2 separate regions of the Homo sapiens genome follow, and region 2 is linked to region 1. The links are chromatin loops, found by intact Hi-C in ENCODE. Cell type or tissue: breast epithelium. All regions are shown on one strand. Each heading gives the region's core, and the rest is flanking DNA. Links, peaks and the distances in the headings are about the cores only. Region 1 overlaps PRKG1 (protein kinase cGMP-dependent 1). Region 2 overlaps PRKG1 (protein kinase cGMP-dependent 1).

Evidence for each region. Peaks named below come from ENCODE experiments on the same cell type or tissue, not always from the same donor. Only the 100,000 strongest peaks of a DNase experiment are listed, where the experiment ranks them.
Region 2: a loop joins it to region 1, with 10 times the contacts of the local background. A loop is called at or near these places in 2 of 110 quality-filtered maps.

The regions. Positions count from the first base shown.
Region 1 is chr10:51,288,067-51,295,653 of GRCh38, reverse strand. All of the region lies in intron 2 of PRKG1 (protein kinase cGMP-dependent 1), which reads right to left. Among named protein-coding and RNA genes, the nearest start is that of MIR605, 7.7 kb to the left of the region's middle. In breast epithelium, for the core only: no CTCF peak of the experiment used is centred there; no DNase peak of the experiment used is centred there; H3K27ac peaks cover 970 bases.
Region 2 is chr10:51,413,906-51,421,492 of GRCh38, reverse strand. The region is part of intron 2 of PRKG1 (protein kinase cGMP-dependent 1); the gene reads right to left. Among named protein-coding and RNA genes, the nearest start is that of MIR605, 120 kb to the right of the region's middle. In breast epithelium, for the core only: no CTCF peak of the experiment used is centred there; no DNase peak of the experiment used is centred there.

The DNA.
Region 1 (7,587 bases), core at 988-5,987:
GAAAAGAAGAGGAAAGGAAAGGAAATCGGAATAGAATGCATCTAATTAGGAAGGGAAGAAATAAGCTTATCTCTGTTTGCAGATGACATGATCATATATGTAGAAAACTCTATAGACTACAAAAAAAGAAAAAAAATGTTAGAACTAATAAAACAATTCAGTGAAGTTTCAGGGTATAAAATTAGTATACAAAATAAGTCATGTTCTATACACAAACAACAAACTATCTAAAAGGAAAATTAAGAAAACAATCCCATTCATAATAGTAACAAAAAGAATAAAATACTTAGGATGAACTTAAGAGGCAAAAGACTTACACACTGGAAATTATAAAATATTGATGAAGAAAATTTAAAAAGACACAGACAAATGGAAAGACATACATGGTTATGGATTGTAAGAATTAAAATTATTAAAATGTCCATACTACCCACAATAATCTACAGATTTGGTGTAATAGCTATTAAAATCCCAGTGGCATTATTTGCAAAAGTAGAAAAAAATACTAAAATTCATATGGAACCATAAAAGACCTTCAATAGCCAAAGCAATCCTTTTTTTTTTCCTCTTAGAGACAGGGTCTTGCACTGCTGCCCAGGCTGGAGTGCAGTGGCACAATCATAGCTCACTGCAGCCTCAAACTCCTGGGCTCAAGCAATCCTCCCCCCTCAGTCTCCCAAGTAGCTGGGACTACAGGCAAGTGCCACCATACCCAGGAAATTTTTTTATGTTTCAAATTTTTTTGAAGAGACAGAGTTTTGTTATGTTGCCCAAGCTGGTCTCAAACTCCTTGCCTCAAGTGATCCTCCTGTCTCAGCCTCTAAAGTGATGGGATTACTGGAGTAAGCCACTGTGCCTGGCCTCTCAAAGCAATATTGAACAAGAAGAACAAAGGGGAAGGTATCACACTTTCTGATTTAAATATATCTTACAAAGCTATAATAATCAAAACAGTATAGTAGTGGCATAAAAATAGACATATTGACCAATGGAACAGAAAGAGCCCAGAAGTATTAGTTTAGTGCAAAAGTAATTGTGGTATTCCCATTACTTTAAATTACACTAATTAACATTAAAAGTAATGGCAAAACCACAATTACTATTGCACCAACCTAACGAATCCACCCATTACCATCAACTGATCTTTAACAGTGTTCCAAGAACACACACTGGGGAAAGGATGGTCTCCTAAATAAATTATGTTGGGAAAACAGTATGTCCAACCACAGAAGAATGAAATTGAACTCAACTTATACCACATACAAAAATCAACTCAAAATGAACTAAAGACTTAAGCATAAGGCCTGAAACCATAAAACTACTAGAAGAAAACATAAGAAACAAGCTTCTTGAAATTAATTTGGATCATGATATTTTTGGATATGATACCAAAGCACAAGAAAAAAAGTAATAATATACAAGTGAGAATGCATCAAATTAAAAAGCTCATGAAGAGCAACGACAACAATCAATAGAATAAAAAGTCAACCTATAATGGGAGAAAATATTGGCAATCTATATACCTGATAAGGAATTAATATCCAAAATACATAAGAACTCATACAACTCAATAAGTAAAAAAAGAAACTCTATTAAAACTTAGGTAAAAGGTATGAATAGACAGTTCTCAACAGAAGACATAAAAATGTCCAACAGCCATATGAAAAAATGCTCAACATCACTGACCATCAGGAAAATCCAAATCAAAACCACAATGAGATATGAGCTCACACCTCTTGGAATGATTATTATCAAAAAGACAGAAATGTTGGTGAGGTTGTGAAGAAAACGGAACTCTTATACAGAATGGAACTTTTGTTGGTGGGAATGTAAACTGGTATAGCCATTGTGAAAAACAGCATGGAAGTTCCTCAGAAAGGTAAAAACAGAACTATGATTCAGCAATCCCACTTCTAGGTATCCCCCACCCCAAAAAAAATCAGTATGTTGAAGAGATATCTGCACTCTCATATTCATGGCATCATTGTTTACAATAGCTAAGACATGGAAGTAATCTAAATGTCTGTCAGTGGATGAACAGATAAAGAAAATGCGGTATAGGTACACAATAGAATACTATTCAGCCTTAAAAAAGAAAGAAATCCAGTCATTTGTGACAACAAAGATGAACCTGGAGGACATTAAGTTAAGTGAAATAAGCCAAACATAGAAAGACAACTATTGCATGATCTCACCTTGAATAGAATGAAATCTTAAATAGATGAACTCATAGAGATGAGAGTAGAATGGTGGTTGCCAGGAGCTGGTTAACAGGGGGAAATGAAGTGTTATTGGCCAGGGCATACAAAATTTTAGTTATGCAAGATGCATATGATATGGATAGCTAATGTAATTATAGTTAGTTATAATGTGCTTTAATTAACAATAATGTATTGTGTACTTGATATATGTTAAGAGTGTAGAATTAAAGTGTTCTTGATACAAAAAAGAAAGAAAAAATGGTAACTCTGTCAGGTGACAGGGATATGTTAATTAGTCTGATTGTGGTGATTATTTCACAATGTATATGTATATCAAAACTTCAAGTTGTATAATTTAAATATATAATTTTTTCGTTTTTCAATCATACCTCAATAAAGCTGGGGGGAAGAAAGAAGTAAGAGCAAATATGTAACCAACCAAGATACTGTGAGGGCAGAGATTGGGTCTGTCTTGAGCACAGTTGTACCCTAGAACTTAGCAAATTGCAATCCTCCAAAGTTCATTAGAGAAATAAATAAGAATAAAAAAGTGGCTCCAATCATTAAGTAGATAAAATGGGATTGGGTGTAAACCATAATAAGTCTCAGAGGAGTTTGGTACAAAATTTAAAAATATAGAATAGTATAGGTGCTAAAACGTGTATGTTTATAGATATAAATGTTGATATAAGGTGCGTAGACACCCATAGGCAGACCTAGAAAAGGAAAATATTTTGCTATAGCTGAAAAACATAAAACGTAAAATGTCTATATGTGTTTGCAAATCTATAGACAAGGTCAGTTGGAAGGAACCAATATAATTATAAAATAGCATTTTGAGCTATTGGCCAATGCAGAAAAACCAAATCCTATTCCACTTAGAATAATGACTCTCACTTTAAAAATAAACATGACTTAATATTGAACAAGATTCAAAGGTATTTTGTACTCTTAATTCCCCAAAATAGCAATGAGGTGAATAGTTCTGTTAAACAAATTACCATGTAGAAAATACGTCCTTTCTTTGTTCATTTAAATAGCAGGCCTATGTCACTTGTCCTAAAAAATCGGACAAGTCTCACCCATTCTGTGAGCTGCAATGAAGCAAGGAGAAAGAGGAGTGAGCTTTGAGAAAATGAAGACTTGAGGTTATGCAGAGTGAGATTGTGGACAGTGTTCTTCCTAATTTATGGAAGATGTTAAACCCAGAGTAATGCCAGCTAGAATTCAGAAGTGTTCCCTCAAGCTTGATAAACAAACAACTTTAGGGTCAGAGTAACTAAGAAGGTCTGGGAGCAATGCTAGCTGTGGTTCTAGATTGTGTTCATTTCCCACTGTTTCACAATATGGCAGATAATTCAAAACAGAATTGAATAACTGCTATGTTGCAGCTCTGTCTTTTTAAGGCTCCCCCTAAAAAAAGAGATCGACTCTAACAACGTTAAACAAAGGCTTTGCACAAAAGAAGAGTTTCCACAAATTATCAAAGTGTTTTAGGTTTTAGACTCAGAAGTACTCCAAGACTGTTAAAGGGTGATTTTAAAACACTTAAAGGCAATTCACTGTCTCAAGGACTTCAACTTTATAGTCAGGGGTAGTAAAGCAAAAATAAGAGTAAGAAAAATAATATCTAAATGAAAAAATACACTAGAATCTAAACACATCTGAACATTTTTAAGGTACTAATGTTATGAGCTACTAAGAAGCTGTATTTTCATAAACACTCTAATGGCCATCTGTTTTAGCTAACATCCATTCACCTCTTTTTACAGAACACTCTTTCTTTTAAGGGGGGCACCCATTCCTCTTAAGTTTTGCGGCTTAGGTGGGTCAGTTTTCAGGGCTTCAGCGGTGATTGATTGCAAGGTAGCCATTCTCATTGGTTACAGTGAATGATTTAGTTATGGGCACATGATAGAATCTGAGCAAGGAGACTCAGACCAGAACTTTGGTTTGATGCTGAAGAGAGACACTGTCTCTTTTCAACTGGACCTAAGCAGCAGACTCTGGTTATGTCTACAGTTACCGTTATCTTGTTACCATAATGAGATAAATGAGAAAAGAAGATCCGAGTGGGGCCCAGAGACAGAGAAACTACTTCCTCTTGATAACTGTCAAGCCTCTAGACTAAGTTATGTCTGAAGCCAGCTTGTCCTCATATTCTACAGGTAGGAAAACCACTAAATTAACTTTTGGCTTCAGTCAATACAGGCTGGGTTTTCTTTCATCTGTCTCCAACAGAATACCAACTGACCAAGAAACCCTCTTGCAAAAAGGTCAGGGGCATTAACTTTCATAACAATGCTTCAGTTTTTGGAAGAGAAGAGTCATTTTGATAACTATTACTCAGTTGTCTTCTGTGTTCTATGAAGAAATAAGTGTAAAAGAAACACCAGAAAAGGCTCACTTCACTGAAGACTGTATTTTTATTACGTATACAAAGACTATTGACTGTTTAAAGTAAAAATATTAACTACATGTAGTATAGCTTATAGTATATATTGAAGTAAAATCTATAAAAACAAGAATGCAATAGGTAAATGGAAAAATATGGAATTTTACTCTTCACTTCTTCGTCTGGCAGTGACTAAGAGAACACAGGGACTTGTTCAGGAGCACACAGTTGAAACACACCCTATACCCTCCCCAAAATAAGTCAGAGAGACTCCAAAAAGATCAGAAAGTCCACAGGTGGTAGGTAGATATGCGGGCTAGGGAAATGTCTTTGGTAGACTGCCCACATAATCCCACATTTACCGGGGTGGGGTGGCCTAAGGAGACATAGATTACACAATCTTAATTTATTTTAACTCAAATGAATATTTTTCTTTCCTTTACTCAGGAATAAGAGAAACTCCAATTCTATCACATCCTGAAGCATACAATTATTTAAACGAATCACACTATCATAGATTTGAGAGCTAAGTGGATCTCTACATATTGTGATGTAAGAAGTCAGACCATTACAAAAATAGTCTCTAAAAGAAAAATAGAATAAAAAATTGATATATCATAGTGATATATATTTTTGGAAATCCTGGGCTCAAGTAATCCTCCTGCCTCCTAGGCTGATTAGCTTTTGCCATGTCCTTGGTTATCTGAGCACAAAATGCAGCATTTATGCAGATGCACCTGTAAATTTAATGGTATCAAATATTATAAACAAATTTTGTATAATTCTTTGTTACTCGTCTTTTTTTTTGTTTGTTTTTTGAGACAGCATCTCGCTCTGTGTTCCAGGCTGCAGTGCAGTAGCACAATCATAGTTCGCTTTAGCCTTGAACTCCTGGGTTCAAATGATCCTCTCATCTCAGCCTCCTGTGTCCAACATGAACACACAAGTGCCTACATTTCCTCAAAGTTGATAATGATGCTCTGAATGTATATTTATCTCAATTCACTTGATGACAGCAAATTATCAAAGAATAATCCCTAATTCAAGTAGTTTCAAAGGTGTCTAAGTCAAAAACTGAACCTGCAAAAGAGAATACCATCCAAAAAGGAGGCATGGACATCATATAAATTCAAAGGTGAATGAGACTACCACAACTTCACTTTAAAGCTGCAGAGTGAAATGCAGTCTCGAAGTTAAAGCACCCTTAAGGCCATCTAGACTTGTGTTTCTCAAATTTGGTCTGAGAACAATGTTGGGTTGTCTGTGTGAATGTTTCTTGGAGTATCTGGTTACAAATATTACACACACAAAAACCCACCTAACCACCCACACCCACCCATCCACCACCCAGACACACACCCCACAAACTCTCTCTCTCTCTCTCTCTCATGGAATCTACCACCAGAGATTAGTACTCAGAAAGTCTTAGGTAGAGTCAAGAAACTGTGTTTCCCAAGTATCCTAGGTGACTCTGCTGCCTACAGGGTTAAAAATGATACATCTAGTACAATCTCTTAATTTGGACAGAGATACTCCTTAAAGGTATTAAAGTGCACTCAGGGAAGAGAAGTGGTAGCTTCTATTCAGCCACAGACCGTTGGAAGTTATAGCACTTGGAGGCTCTAGTCCACTGTTGTCAAGCTTCACTGGGAAGCATCAGCAGTGACTGGATAATGTCACAGCAAATGACAGTACTAGTAGCAATAGTAGCCTTAGGAGAAGCAATAGCAATGCTACCCAGAGGTGATGGCTCCCAGTATTCATGGTAACAGACAGTGGTGCCCAGTAAGAGAGGCGGTCCTAAGCAAAAAACCACTGATGCCCATTAATGTTGATGAACAACCAGAAGGAGCAACATGGTGGCAAAGTTGGCTGCCTGGACTTGCTCATGGACTTGTTAGGACACATTCATGGGTTGTTTTGGACTGTGCAAGTGTACTACATGTTTCTTTTTATTATGTTTTTAAAGTTAGTTATCTAGTGGAACTTTCTTGTTCACATTTATGATATTCCCTGATTGTCATTTTCCTAGCCTTTCCATTCTAGATAATAAGAGTCTAATTAAACATGCAAATCTATTTTATGCACTAAGCCCTTTATTAATTAATATATAATTTTACATATCATACATAATCATGCATGCAACACATGAATATAGAAACACCCCAGAAATTAGTGCTGAAGTAAAAAAATCTACTTCTAAATAAAACTAAAGGCATTTAAACCACACAACCACATACAAGATGTACAGAATAACTACACATACCTCTTTGCTCCCCTCTGTCATTCCTTCTTTCAGAAAGTACTGCTGCTAAGTAGTATTATTCATTTTTGTAATCTTTTCAGCTTATTAAACTCATTATTATTCTAGTCAATGGAGTATGTTGAGATGTATAAGCAGTTAAATATTTTGTGGTCAAATATCTTCACAGTCAAAGATAAGATAATAATAGAATTTCATTTCTTATTCACTCAGAATCTCCTTGAACTATCATAATGATTAACAACCTCAAATGATGAGAAATTTGATGACTGTGGGTCCATAAAGCTACCAAAGACTCAGTCCCTTTAAAACTGCATTGAAAACAAGTTTGTTCTTCACACCCATTTTCAAGTAGCAGAATTAGGAGAAACATCAATAATTAATCTAAATGCATAAAATCAGGCCTTGGAAATTTCTTTACATTTTACTGCAGCACCTAATATTTGCAAATACATTGTTCAGTAACACATTTATACTCTCTTTCAGTGCATAACAATAGAAGTTTAAAATCCCCACAAAAAAGTAGCATTTTAGCCTCTCCATGTGACTCCCGAAAAGCACACTCATCGGCATGGCACATGTATACATATGTAACTAACCTGCACATTGTGCACATGTACCCTAAAACTTAAAGTATAATAATAAAAAAATAAAAATTAAAAAATTTAAAAAATAAAAAAATAGGAAGAAAAAAATCCTCTAGCAGTGTAATTGGAACAGTTAAATTA
Region 2 (7,587 bases), core at 1,053-6,052, 130 kb before region 1:
CTAAAAGGTATCGGGGCCAGGCACAGTGCCTCACTCTTGTAATCCCAGCACTCTAGGAGGCCAAGGCAGGAGGATCACTTGAGGCCAGGTGTTTGAGACCAGCCTGGCCAACATAGCAAGATAACATCTCTACAAAAAACAATTTTTAAAAAATTAGCTAGGCATGGTGACATGTGCCTCATAGTATTAAATACTTGGGAGGCTGAGGTGGGAAAATTGCTTGAGGCCAGGAGTTCAAAGCTGCCAGGAGCTATAATCATGCCACTGCCCTCCAACCTGGGTGACAGAACAAGACCCTGTTTCTAAAACAAACAAACAAACAAACAAACAAGAAATAAAAGGCACAGAGTGCCATAGCTGCAGCACATGGCAGCCAGGTGGAAATACTGTTTCTTCAACAAAGACTTGTGATATAGTTTGGATATTTGCCCCTGCCCAAATCTCATGTTGAATTGTAATCCCCAATGCTGGAGGTGGGGCCTGGTGGGAGGTGTCTGGATCATGGGGGAAGATCCCTCAAGGCTTGATGCTGTCTATGTGATAGTGAGTTCTTACCAGATCTGGTCATTTAAAAGTGTGTGACACCTCCCCACTCCCTCTCTTACTCCTACTTTTACCATGTGAAGTGCCCGCTCCTGCTTCAGCTTCTACCATGATTGGAAGCTTCCTGAGGCCTCAGCAGAAGCAAATGCTTGCACTATGCTTCCTGCACAGCCTGCAGAACTGTGAGCCAATTAAACCTCTGTTTTAACAAATTACCCAGTCTCAGGTATTTCTTTAGAGCAAGGCAAGAACGGCCTAATACAACCTGAAGGTACAGATTTTATGTGAGATCTTCCCATGTTTTTAGTGTAAGAAAAGTTGTGAAACCTTTGTCAGCCAAATCAATGTATCTGTGGTTCACCTTTGACCTATAGCTACTGTGGTTCTCAGCCCCTAGATGATACCTCTGGATTTGCTGTTTTCACTGGTTTAGGGACGTGGGCTGGGCAGCAAGAATTTTCAAAGCACCCCAGGTGATCTGTGGTGCAACCATGATTAAGCCTTACAATTTAAGATACAGTCATCCTGGGCATCAACTGGGAGTTTGCTAGAAATAAGAAATCTGGAGTCCCAACAAATTCTGTTGAATCTACATGATTCTACTGAACCAAAAATCTTCATTTTAAGCAGATTCCCAGCTGATTGATTTAAGAAATCCTGCTCAAGAGAAGGAGGTCTATTCAGATAGTAATACTAATACTATGTCATTTAAAAGTGTGTGGCACCCACCTCTCAATTCTCTTGCTCCTAATTTCACCATGCAAATTGCCTGCTCCCGCTTCAACTTCCACCATGACTGGAAGCTTCCTGAGGTCTCCCCCAGTTTCCATTTGGCAAACAACCCAAGCCAATGCCAGACATAAAAACAGTGACTTTACTCCCCTTCCTGCTTATCTTCCAGACCTGCCCCCCAACATCCCAGAATGGAAGAGGAGCCTTTCATTTTCTTTTATTCTGGGGTTATTTTGTTTTGTAACAGTTTTGTTCTTGTGCCTGGGTATGAACAAGCATTAAACTAGTTCAGAAGAGAATGTATCTAAACACTTGTTCTTTGATAGGGCAGAACTTTAATTATGCTGCTACACTAGACAAATCTTGTCCCAGGGACTCCACAAGAAGATAGCTCACCAAAAAAAAAAAAAAAATTATTGGCTCTCTCTCTGAACAAGAACTCGATTAATCTTAAATCTAACCTCTGGCGTTTTTTTGGTTCCACATCACTAATTTTATCATATATCTTTTTCACCTGTCAGATGTCTCTGGCACAAATGTCAGGGCACTGTCCCTTATATGACATAATCTCTAAGTTTAAAAAATCTCTCCACTGTACAACAGAGAGAACTTAATGTTCCTTTGTCATCTGACAGTCCCAAGTTCATTAATAGCTCTTAGAATGCATTGGCTTCCCTTTAGGGAAACCTCATCTCCATTTATTCTTTTCCTCCCAGGAAAAAATTGATTAGCCCCAATCCCATCCAGGCAGTCAGTCAATAAATGTTGAAATGCAATAATAATAATGACCAAAAAACGTCATGTTCTTCTTTATCCATGGAGGTTGCCATGGTTACCACTAAAATCTTGTTTTGTTTCACTGGTCCTTCAATTCTTTTACATAAGATTCCTCAGGATTTACTGCTTGCCCTCTCCTTCTCCCTTCACTTCCTTGAGAATCAGTGATTGTCACTGATATACTGCACCTGTGCTGTATACCTGTGACTATTTCAATTTAAAATAAAATAAATTATTTCTCATATAACTTTAAGTCCCAAATATATGAACACATTTAAAGGATAGAAATGTGAGAATGCTGTCATAAAAATCACAATACATGACTTTTTCAATTGGATCAAATTGCAAAAGTAAGTGAAAAAAATACAATTTTTATAACTAAGCTAGTATGGTTTCCTATTGGATTAACAAATGTTTCTTCCTTATCAGAAATAACTACGTAAGACATATTTGAATACTGAAAAAAATATTACTTTCGCCCCCAAAACAATCTAAAGCAACTCCTGCTATGTGTATCTGCAATCCTAAACAATAGTCTTTCCCATAATGTATGCATGGAAATTTTCCCTTGGATTATGAGTGGTGTTAATGAATCTTGATGATGTGCCCTCTCAGCCTACAAGATTACCCAATAGTGCTCCCTAAAATATTCATTGCATTAGTGTGTGTGTCTGCCACATTCAATAGCCCTCCACTGTAGTTTTCTATGGGGCTACATCTTGGCTACACATTACAAAGTTGCACATTCATTTGTTAAACAGCCTCACTCATCATATAGCAACAGCTATTGGCTACATTCTCATTCATTCGTTGCATTAGTCCAGAGCTGAGACTTGATTGCCTGGCTTAGATCTCATCTTTGCTTATTTCATTTTGTGATTTAACATTTATCAAAAGATTGGGCTTCCAAGAACTAGATATATCTGTAGTTAGGTCCGTATGTTATAGGCAACCAATGTCTACTTGTTGCTAGTCCCATGTTGAGTGACCTTAGTTACAGGGTAGTAATGAATGTTCTTTCCTCTGCCCATAGGCTCAATTATACAAAATTGCCTATTTTTGGCCATTTTAGTCTACAAATTGATAGTGTTGTATGATTCAGCCAACATCCCTTATTCAGTTAGGGACTAGAAGGGAAGATGACGCTCCCTCTTTAGTTTTGGTATACCTATGGCTCTCGAGTTCTGCAATTCTACCTAAAGTTCCAGAATCTCAAGGCTAACTAAAAAACTGGAGGAGCTCTGAAATTCTTATGAGATACATGAGCTTATTCAAAGTCAGGCAGATAAATCATGAATAAATTAATTGAGCTTTCTCCTGTTCTTTTATCTCACTCACAGTTGCTAGAAGGCCAGCATAAGGAAAGCATAGAAGAATAAAAACGATAAACATTTACTAATAGAAACTGCGAAGGGTAAGGAAGACAGAAAGGCAAACACAACTGCTTTCTTTTGGAGCGGGGAGGTTAACGTAAAACATGTGTCTCCCATAGGGCTTTGCCATGTTCCATATCCAAGAATATGTGGGGATTCCTTTGAAAGGGAGATAGAAAAATCAATGGCTAATATTTTCCAAGTCTCATCCAACCAAGAGATACAGGATAGTTATTATACTTAGGGGCATAGTGCCCAGTGCAGCTCTATTTTTTCATGATCACGATGAGGATACTGAATACAAATATAACTTAATTAAATATAAAGAGAGGTGTCAGTTTGAGACAATCACATACCAAAAATGGCATAGGGGAAAATGAGAAAACAATGAACTAAGAAGTATATCCATCCCATTAACTCACGTTTAATAATGATATATAAAAGACTCGGTCCTACTATGTTCTACAATTTTTCACTTTACTCATTCCCTACAATTCTATGGTTTGCTTTATCATTTTATGACCTTAATCACAGAAGTGGTGAATTTTATACCTACATACCTGTTAACTAATTTTCTCTTGTACATTCTCCACAGTATATCATACAGAGCCTCCAACAAGCTGTGTGTCCCTTGCGCATATTATTAAACCCTCTATCTTTCATATTCTTCATCTTTAAAATAAAGAGGCTGAATGCTACAGTTAAAGAATAGCAGGAATACTGGATTCCAGTGGGGAAGCTTTTGTGATCAACTTTATGTTCCTGAAACTAGTGAGGAAGGATACTGTGGTTGAGTATTTCCCAAATGTGGAATAAATGTCATGTAGGACCATGTGAGGGGACATGAACAGACCTTCTTTTGAATAATTACGTACTTTTTAAAACTTCTATTATGTCAGTTGATATTGGTTTCTTGTTGGTGATAATAATTAAACAGAAACAAGATTATTGAAACAATTTAGGGTTAAAAGTGAAAATATGTTAAGAAACATAATATGTAAATATTGATAAGTTATTTAAAAAGGTGGTGGTGAATCACTGGGGTCTGGGAAACAATGCAGGGGTGATTCTCAATGAGAAAACTGGAAACACGTTTACTAGTTTTTTTCCAAGTGGCATTATCTTTGAAAATCTGATAAATAGAACTATCTTTTCGGAATTTGCTAACAATATGTTTTTATGCAGTGTTCTTCATTGAAAGCCTGAATTCTAAGAGTCACATCCGTGCACAAAGCTGTTCTTTGAATTCTGAGGAGTTCTGACCTTCTTCAAAACCACTGCCAAAGAACTGGTAAGACAGAGATGTGTGGGTCATGGCTGGAAGGGCAGCAAATGTACGTGACCCTCTTTAGCCCAGGAAAAAGCACTGTCATTTCCACGTTCTTACACCATCACAGGTTCCTGTGGGCTTGCATCTGCCTGGCACTGTGCTAAGCCCTTTGCAAGCATTATCATGTTTCCTTGTAACAATCCTATAAAGTAGATTATTTTATTTCTATTTTATGTAGAACAAGATTACTGTGTCCCGGTGGCATAGTTTGAAACTGGTTGAGACAGGGTTCAAACCCAGATCTTTGTAATGACAAACCATGACACTATTTCGGATCTTTAATAAGGAGTGATTTTGAGAGAAATCTAATTGTTTCTGATCAAGATCCAGAAGTTTTCATTATATTTGGCTGGTACTTCAAAACATGTAATTGTTAGGTACAATGTTCCACTTTAAATTAGGTAACAAAATACTGCTATGACCAAAGGAAAAAGGGGAATACTGTAAATGATCATGAGTTTTCATCCTAATTTTCACCATGATAAAATGATTTATTTCAAAGGATTTTGCTATTAATTGAATTATTTTATTAGAAAGACAATTTTTTTCTGGAATCATTTCATCTTCTGCCACTAAATACAAAATAAAATTCACAACTTGAGAAGTTAACAAGTGTAAAGCTTTCTTTATTTTTATTTTTAAAGGTTTAAACTCACCTTATACATAATACAATCATTTTCTGATCTCATGTGGTGTCGATCTAAATATAATGAGTTCTAATAAATTCTGAGGACAACGAAATCTTTGTGGTGCCTGTGTATATGTGTGCGTGTGTACACATACACACACATAGACACACACACACACACACACACACACACACACACTGGAAGCTCTAGCATGCCAGTTTAGGCCCCATGGATAATCTAATTTCCCCCTAACCCAAAGACCTACTAAGGAAAATATTAAAATGGACATAGGGCCTGGATCATGAGGTCTCGAAAATGCAATTGGGACTAATAAAGCGGTGGGCAGTCTTTCTTGGGATAATTTTGGTTTTGTAGCTTGTGTCGGGAAGGATTTTTTTGTTTCTCCTTGGCTGGTGCCACTCATGTGCCTTCTGATGTAACTTCCTCGGGCTTTCTTTCAAATGTTTCAAGAACTGGCTATTAGATAAATTGTGATCAATAATCCTTTTCTGCCTGTATGAGCAATCTTATAAAATAATTACAAGTCCTGTCTGTAGAGAGCCCTTTCACCTCAGGGGAATGTATATTAGTACTTAGGAGGAGAAAAAGTCAATATAACTAAGACCAAATGAGCAAAGAGATATACATGATGGTGGCTTAATTTTGGGAGCCTCCCCAACAGAAGCATCAGAAACAGCAAAGATACCAAATAAGGCAACAGAATAGTGAGCAGCACCAAAAAAATAACAAGAATTAAGCAGATGACCTCATTTCTATAAGCCTCCTTTTACTTATGTGTAAAATGAGTACAATAGTCATTCTTTATAGAGATATTAAAGAGGTTAGATTATATGAAATACAATTTGATACACAAAGTTCTCAGCATTGACCTGGCACATACTATGTATTCACTAAACGGATGCTACTGCAGAGAGGCAGCATACTGACAAGGACATAGGCTCTGAGATCAGACTGCCTGAACTACTGATCACGCTGACTGTGTGACCTGGGGCAAGTCACTAACCCCATTGTGCCACATCTGTAAAATGAAAGTAGTCATAATGTTATTTTATAAGATTGTTGTAATAATTGAGTTAATACATGTGAAGCCCTTAAAACAATATCTACCATTTAAGGAGAACTCAAAGAATATTAGCCATTATTCATCATTCTAATTCAGGATGCTAATTAAATCTTTACATTGTTTGAATAATTAAACTACTTTTATAGTTAAAGTTTTTCAGCTCAAGCAATTAAAATTTTTAGTTATTTAAAAACCAAATAAAATGCAGAAAAGAATTATGTGGTGTGAGTGTAGAATCATAATATTGTTTTTTAAAAAAATCTTGAAAGGATGTTGTAAATGTCAAGAATAAAAAATCATCCAGTTTGATGTATTTTATAGTAAATCTCTAAAATGTACACATTTTGATATTAATACAAATGTTAATAGACATTACAGGGGTGTAAAGCTGATTTTTGTAACCACATAATTTATGTATTTGGCATATTGTTACCACGAGCTGCTAAACAGATTTAGAGAAAGTTACACTATTCACTCCAACATTCCCCCAAAATGACTCCAATTCAGAGCTTTTTATTTTCATAGCTCGTTACACACCTCCTTGAAAGCATAACTTATGTCTCAGAATGTCTCAGATGACAAAAAAGTTAAGCCTGAAATATTAACTGTACTATTTATTCCACAGTGTTGAAGAGTGAAAAAACGAAGACCACCTGGTCAAGATTACAAATCCAGCAGTGGTTATTTTTGCCTCTCTTCAGAACTCCTCCTTCTAGCACCGTCCTGTTTGTCCCCTTGGACCTACCCATCATTCTTATTTTCACCATTTTTGTTCCACATTTGCAATGTTCCTGCTGTTTGTTGGAGAAGGAAAACAATGAATATGATTCTGAGGCAAGAAACGTCAGTGACGGGGCACATTGCTGTAGGGGCCAGGCTTCATGATGGGCACTGCACACACATTAGCTGCAGTCTTCACAAAGCTCTAAAAAATGGGTATTGTTATCCTCTTTTTCAAATAAGGAAATCGAGGCTCAGAAAGTTCAAGTTACTTGCTTATGGTCATACAGACACTGCATGTCACAGTGAATATTCACAAACAAGTCCATGTGACGTTCATGCCCTTACTACAGGTCCCTACCACACTGTTTCTGCTGAAAGTCCCTTTGTGGAAGGGTT